2 separate regions of the Mus musculus genome follow, and region 1 is linked to region 2. The links are chromatin contacts, found by Hi-C or POLR2A ChIA-PET in ENCODE. All regions are on one chromosome and are shown on one strand. The core of a region is the stretch at or near the end of the contact, and the rest is flanking DNA. Distances in the headings are between cores, read along the strand shown.

Region 1 (3,621 bases), core at 776-3,275, 89 kb after region 2:
TACCAGCACATAATTCACACACATATACAGCAAAGCTGCTGACCAGGTACAGCGGCCTATGTTAGCACTTGCAAAGCTAAGGAAGGAGGTGGCCAGTTGTGGACACCATGGTATAATATCTTGTCTCAAAAATAATTTTGATGTATAATAATAATAATACTAGTTCAATTCAATGAATTCAAGCATTCATAGGTGTAAACAGAAGGCATGCATAGTAAATACACAGATTCTGAAACAACTCAGACTGCCAGGTCATTCATTAGTTGTGTGACCTTAGGCAACTCAGTTTCCTGCCCTATCAAACAAGGATACTACTACTTAGCTTGTAGTGTTCTTGGAAAGACTAAAGGGATCTATACACTAAGAGTCTTTGGGGCATAGGAGGTACTCAGCAAATGCTGGCAGCCCTGACCACTGGAATTTGTGCACTCAGGCATAAAAATAACCACACTGGAAGGATCTGATCATTTCGAATGTTGCAGTTAAGATCCAGTGCTCGAGCATACAGAAAACTCTGGAAACCTGAAATCCCTTGAAATTCAGCCAGCTCTGAGTCAAAATTTGAATTCTGTAATAACCTACGATAGAAGGGCAACTCTGCCAAGCAAATAATACAGGTAAGTTGGCAAAGGATGTTTACCACGTTTAAACTATTTATACTCTCACTCTCCCCCCCCCCCCATCCTTGAACTGTTTGAGAGTAAATGAAGTATATCACATTTTACCCTTGTATTTCCTAAAAATATGGCAACTCTGCTATGAAATCTGGAGTTATCAACAGGAAATTTAACAAAGATCTGATACTTTAATCTGTCTCCATAGTCCAATTTTGTGACCTGACCTAGTCTTGTCCCTTCTATTACTTCCCTTTATTACCAAACCATAGCACTAGCCCCTTCTGCATCTAGCTGTTTTATGGTCACTGGTTGACACGTGACATGCTATAAATGAATTGCTGAAAATAGACAGAAAACCAAATGCATTCTGCAAATCCCGCAGTTGGTTTAAATTCTACTCGGCATATGGGTTCCACCCCCACCCCCCCAGACAAAAGTTAGCTGGTATCGCTGTAACCACGGTCTAAGAACCTTTTCAAAAACAATCACGAAATCTCATCGTACATACTGCTAACCAGTTTGAACGAAATTGTTGGGCTTTATTTAACACCACCTCAGAACTTAGGACAGGACCTAAGGGCACAACTGGCTAGAGGCTTTAGGAAAAGGAAAATAATTTAGGCTGGAGGAAAAGTAAAGAATTTCCACGCTACGAATCCCCGTACGGCATGAGTTTTGGGGGAGAGGGGGAACGTACATTTCGTACTATTAGAATAAGCCCCCACCTCTCCCCACAAAACCACGGCAACGAAAACTCGATGACAGGGTTGCATTTTTGCTGTGCTGTATACCCAAGTTCATCGGCTTGTACTTTGGTTTCTTCGCCTGAGACGGTGACACCTTGCGCATATCCTCTGGGCGAGCCGTGGGACAGGCTACGGAGCCCTGCGTTACTTAAGTGGCAGGGAGGGACATTCAGATCCTCTCTCTCTAGGGACTGGAACCTGGCAGGCAGTGCGTCCCGAGCCCAGACTCCCGCCCGCTCGCCGATCTCAAGCCACGGACCGCAGAGGTAGCCCGCGGGGTCCGAGCAAGGCGGGAAGCTTGTCCGCACCGCCGGCGGCCGTGGAATCCCACCTTACCGGGCGCTGGGCACGTCCACCGGCCCGAGGCCACCGCCGGGCCCGGGCCGCGCGTCCCCGCCGTACTTCTCCTCCATGCAGGCTCAGGAGCCGCTGCCCGCGCCGCGGGCTCTCCTCATGGCTCGCCGCCGCTGCGGAAGCGCGGGCGCAGGCGCGTCACTCCCCCATGTCAGCAGCGTCCTCGCAAGCTCGGCAGTCTCCGCCGCTAGCCCGGGCTCGGCAAGCAGGCACACGCACGCTGGGCGGGACTAGGCCGCGGGCTGTTCCGGCAGCGCCGTTCCCCGGAGGCCGTACGGGCAGGAACGTTACCGGGCCACGTCATCCGCCCCGGCAGCCCTCACTCCCGGGGGAGTGACCAATCCTGCGCCTGCGCGCTGGTGGACACGTGGCTTCGCTTCACTCAGGCTCCTCCCACCGCTGGGAAGGCTCCGCTCGACCCGCCCCCTCCTCGCGTCTTCAAGAGAAGCCCCTAAGAGGTCCCTGCAGCGCCACCTAAGGTCCATCTTGGCTACAGCGTGTTCTCCTCGCTCGAGGGATGGATGGATGGTCCCCTAGAAAATGCATATTTGTGTTAACAAACAGAGCTTAGCCCTTTGCTTCAGGGTTCTTCTTTCTTAAACGGCTTCACTTTGTAGCCCAGATAGACCTAGAACTCAGCATGTAGCCCAGGCTAGCCTCATAAACCTGGATGATGAATTTCAGGCGTGAGCCACATATAGGCGTTGCTAACTCAAGTGCATTAACGGTTTTTTTTTGTTTTTTTTTTTTTTTTTTTTCTAATGAGAAAGCTAAAAGTTTTTTGAAGTGCCTGTGACTCCCACAAAGAGATTATTATTTTTGGATTTCTGATGATACGATAACGCAGAGTGGGAGGCTAAAACAATGGAGAAAGGCAACTGCTTGTGGATTTAATTGTTGGGCAGGAGTACAGGCTAACCTGCTCAAGTGTGTGAGAGGGAACACAGAAGGAAGGGGCTACAGGTGTGCTATTGTAAACAATTTTATTCCCTTTCTAAAAATATTGATTTTCTTCAATCCTGTCTTTGAAATGATATTACTTAGTGTAGACATATCTATATAAAAGCTATTTTTTTACAGGTACCTGGGTCTCTATTGGTCTGAGTCTCAATAATTGTGGACATCTTGGTCAGCATGGTGGCGCATGCTTCTAATCCCAATTATAGCCAGAGGCAGTTTGAAGCCAGCCTGGTCTACATACTGAATTCTAAGCTAGCCAGGACTACAAGGTGAGATCCTGTCTCAAAAGGAACAAGAAAAGAAATAAACAATTGTAGTCACTTGACCTATCTGTTGTTTAGTTTTCCTCCCGTTCGTCGTTTGTTGTTGTTATATAGAGGCAAGGTCTTATGTAGCCTAGGCTGGCTTCCAACTTGATATATAGCTAAGGACGGACTGGAACTCTGGTCTCCCTGCTTCTGTCTTCCAAGTGCTGGCATTATAGGCACACACCCCCTTTCCGGAAAGTAGGAATAGTAATATCTATATTATAAAGCTGTTCAGAGGGAATGTGAGTGGCATTTAGTATTACTCAGTAAGTGTTAGCTATTATTACTGAGGGAGGTTTGGACTGGTGATTTGAAGGAGAAAGTGGGGTTTCCAGAAGGACAAATCATAATTAGTTGATACTATTCTACTGAATTTGAACACACACAAAGAGTCCAAGTGACATGTATGTGAGCAAGCTAGCAAAGGCTTTACCTTTAATCTGTGGTAGAGAGTAGTTAGCAAGCTGAGAGCAAGACTCAGCTGACAGTGTAACATGTTAAAGTCTGGAGGTTTTCCAAAGAGCATCTGATAAACAGGAAAGGCTGGCAAAGAGTTTGTGAGTCATTTCATATTGATAAATTAAAAGGAGAAGAAGAAGAAGAAGAAGAAGGAGAAGAAGAAGAAGAAGAAGAAGA
Region 2 (3,767 bases), core at 796-3,295:
TCGAAATCTTTGTTTCAGCTTTTTCCTTTATCTACAGAAATGTATATTGTAGAAAAACACTTTAAAAAAATTTTTTTTTTGCTTTGTAATTTGTGTGTGTGCATGTGGAAGCCAGAGGCTAAGCTTTCAGGAGTTGGTTCCCTCCTTCCACCCGGTGACCAAACTGAGGTCACAGAATCAAGTCCCCTCCCTTCTGAGCCATCGGAATGGAGTAAGAGTTTTCTTTTTCTTTCCTTTTTTTTTTCCTCCTTTCTTTTCTTATCTTTCCTTGCCTTTAAGAAGGGACTCTGTACGTGGCCCTGGCTGTCCTGGAACTCATTATGTAGACCAGGTTGGCTTCAAACTCAGATTCACCTGCCCCTGCTTGTGTGTGCATTTGTGTCTTTGTGAAATGTATGCATGTGTGGTATGTACATGCATGTGGAGCTCAAAAGTCAACACAGGATCTCCTCCTTCAGGCGCCCTGAACCCACAACTCATCGGTCTAGCTAGCTAGCGAGTTCTAGAGCCCTGCTAGCCTTCCCCTCTCACTCTCTAGGCTGAGGCTACAACCAGTGTGGGGGCTGGGATCGGACCCCCTGCCAATGCAGAAAGTAAGAATTTCCAAGCATGTCTTCAAATGCTTATCACTCCAGTGACTATATTCTTTTGCTATATCAATTCCTACATACACACCACCTTTATTTTTATTTTTTATTTTTTAGACTTAGTTTTACTACAGAGCTCTGGCTGTACCTCACTCTGTAGACCAGGCTGGCCTCTACCTCACAAGAGATCTGCCTACCTCTGCCTCCTGAGTGCTGGGATTAATTGAGCGTGCCACCATGTCCGCTCCTTTCCGCACTCCAGATTGAGTTATATATGCATTATTGACGTATGAGGTTATATAGGACAGATAACAGACTTTGTCAGCTACTCTGAGCTTGCAAAATCGTACTCAATGCTCCGTGCCTACCGACGGAATGCTTAACTGAAGATTATTCATTGCAATGGTTCCAAAGGTCTAGGGTCATCATTCCGACAACTTCAAGAGAAAATGTGTTTGTGCCCAAAAAAAAAAAAAAAAAAAGAAAAAAAAGAAAAAAAAGAAAAGCATATAAGTGAAGATTAATCTGAAAATACTCCATGTTCAGAATTTTAAAACTCTCTAATTACAAAAGGCTGTGTCCACTTACTCATGAATTGTTACGTCTCCTTCTTAGAGACCACAGCTGGAGAAGTAGATAAAAAAAAAAAAAGCTGTCAGCAGTTAGTAATTGATGGGTGGAATAGCAGTGTTACCATAGCTGCCTATCTAAGCACAGTGGAGAAAGGCTTGGCAAACCAACCCTGAAACACACATACTAGTAAGTATAATAAACTTAAATAGCATGAATTTTACTCATTCCCGCATCTCTAGCCAAGAGCCTGAAGAGATCAACTCTAACCAGCTCCAAGGGAGGTAGCAGGCAAAGGGGCCGGTTATCCGGCCATTCCCAAGTCCTTGAAGGGACACCAGATCAGATCCAGGATTTGCTTCCTTCCCCGCCCCGCTACGGCCTTCCTCCGGATTGGCTGGCTGGCGAACATCACGGACAATATTAAACAGCGATTGGCCGGACTGCTGGAGGGCAGCGTAGTCCGCAGACTACGAGGGCTAAGGAGGTGCTGGGGAATCCTCCGACCTCCGACGAGCACGAGCGGACACGACCAGAGGCCACCACCCGCCGCGGGCCTCGAACCCTTGGCGCCAGACCCAATTTACTCCGGGCCACCCTGGAGCCCGTAGGTTCCATTATCAGACACATACACCCGCTGGCCCTCCTCAGGGCCGCGGTCACGATGCATTCTCTGGCACCGCCTTTCCTCCCGGCGCTGCCGCTGCGTCTGCACCATCCCTCCCTCCCTTCCAAGCGCGGGAGCGGCCCGGGTTTTACCTGCACGACCCTGGTGGCGGAAGCCATCTTGCTGCCCATCGTGACCCCCGAGCAGGGGCAGCTTCCGGGGCGCAGACGAGCTGCAGAAGTATCTGGAGTGGGCAGCGTGGGGCGGAGCCTGTGTGATGTCACTGAGGAGCTATAAGGGACAACTCCACCCCTCTGCGTCCGCCCCGCCCCTCTTCCCGCCTAGACACTCACCTCTGGCCTTCCAATTACAACGTTGTGCTGTAACCAGTTGAACTATTTGGTTCGTCATCCTAAATTATCTAGGACCATTTCCCTCCTAGATAGCTAGTTTCTAATTTCAGTACAGTCCGAAATTTAATCTGAAACCACCTCTTGTGGCTTCCTAACACGAACGATTTTATTAAAACTTGGGAGTTACATAGATTCCCTCCCTTGCTCAACCATCCTCAGAGAAGTCTCCTGAAGCAGATGGGGATCACAGCCACAGCCAGGCAATATGCATCATGAAAGACCTTTGAACACTCAGCCTTAAAAGGAATATCTTCATTAAGTGCCTCCCCTCAGGGCTCAGGGAACTCTGCAAAAGAATAGGAGAAAAAAAGTGTTAAGACACAGAGGGGCTGGGTGGAGGACTCCAAAGAATCAAGGCCTTCTAAATACAACAGGGCTGGCACACATATAAACTTTCCAAGACAGCAGCAGCATGCATAGGGTGTGTATCAGATGGGGTCCTCGAGCTGAGAAAGAGTGTATACGTGTCCCCATCCCTAGCACAGATAGCCACTCCCAAATGAAAACTTAAAATTTTCTTCAAGGAAGTCTCACTGGGAAAACAAGCCACTCTTAAGGCCCTGTACCAAGCAGTAAATAGCCAATCCAAAATGAACTCAACAGCATTGCTCAAAGTCCTTTGTCTCATAAGGTTAAGTCAGGGCACTTTTTCTTTCAACCTTACATATTCTTTGCATGTGTATTTCGGATTCTGGTTTTGTGGTTTTTTTTTTTTTTTTATGAGATTCCTGGGTGTGAAGCGTGTGTGCTCTGCTCTTTCTTTCTTTCTTTCTCTCTCTCTTTCTTTCTTTCTTTCTTTCTTTCTTTCTTTCTTTTTTTTTAACATTTATTTATTTTGGAGTACACTGTACTGTCTTCAGACACACCAGAAGAGGGCATCAGGTCCTGTTACAGATGGTTGTGAGCCACCATGTGGTTGCTGGGAATTGAACTCAGGACCTCTGGAAGAGCAGTCAGTGTTCTTAACCACTGAGCCATCTCTCCAGCCTCCCTCTGTTTGTTTCTTGTAGCTGAAGTTCTGTGTAGGTCTGGAGATAGGAAGATTGGATCATTGGAGCTGTGTACATTTGGAAGATTACATCACTGGGGCTAGTTGGCCACCAACCTAGCTGCAGGTTCAATGAGAAACCCTGTCTCCAAGAAATAAGGCAGAGAGTGACAAAAATCAATACAGAAATCGTCCTCTGGCCTCAGGAGATATGCACAGGCACAGGCACACAAAGCTGGGCATGAGGACATGGATCTGTAACCCCATTACTGAGCAGGGGAGGGGGGCAAAAATGGACTGGTCCTAGGCCTTGCTAATCAGCTAGTCTAACTGAAATAGCAAGCTCCAGGTTTAACAAGACACCCTGCCTCAAAAATATAAAAATAAAAAAGCTTGAGGTAGAGGGTGCTGAAGAGATGGCTCATCAGGAAAGAGCACCGTTGCTCTTCAGAAGTCCCAGGCTCAAGTCGCAGTCAGTACTCACATGACTGTTCACAACCATCTGTGTGTGGGTGGGCTGTGGGTATGGGTACACACCAGTACACTCATGTAAGTACCACACACACACATAAACCAAGCCAAAAAGACAGTCAAAAATGTAT

Evidence for each region. Hi-C counts contacts between places; a loop is a spot of excess contacts on that map. ChIA-PET counts read pairs that join two places held with the same protein, here RNA polymerase II (POLR2A).
Region 1: a map of heart shows a loop between it and region 2 (8-fold over the local background). The contact joins the promoter of Slc30a5 here to the promoter of Mrps36 in region 2. A Hi-C loop is called at or near these places in 11 of 37 maps with a recorded cell type or tissue (gastrocnemius, heart, left cerebral cortex and 1 more). POLR2A ChIA-PET finds 5 or more read pairs at or near these places in 4 of 5 experiments (Patski and embryonic stem cell).

Annotation. Positions count from the first base shown.
Region 1 is chr13:100,831,402-100,835,022 of GRCm38, forward strand. It overlaps Slc30a5 (solute carrier family 30 (zinc transporter), member 5), which reads right to left and starts at 2,026. Exons shown (of 16, transcript NM_022885.2): 1 at 1,700-2,026. The coding sequence starts at 1,776.
Region 2 is chr13:100,742,614-100,746,380 of GRCm38, forward strand. Mrps36 (mitochondrial ribosomal protein S36) reads right to left here and starts at 2,046. Exons shown (of 4, transcript NM_025369.3): 1 at 1,917-2,046. The coding sequence starts at 1,955.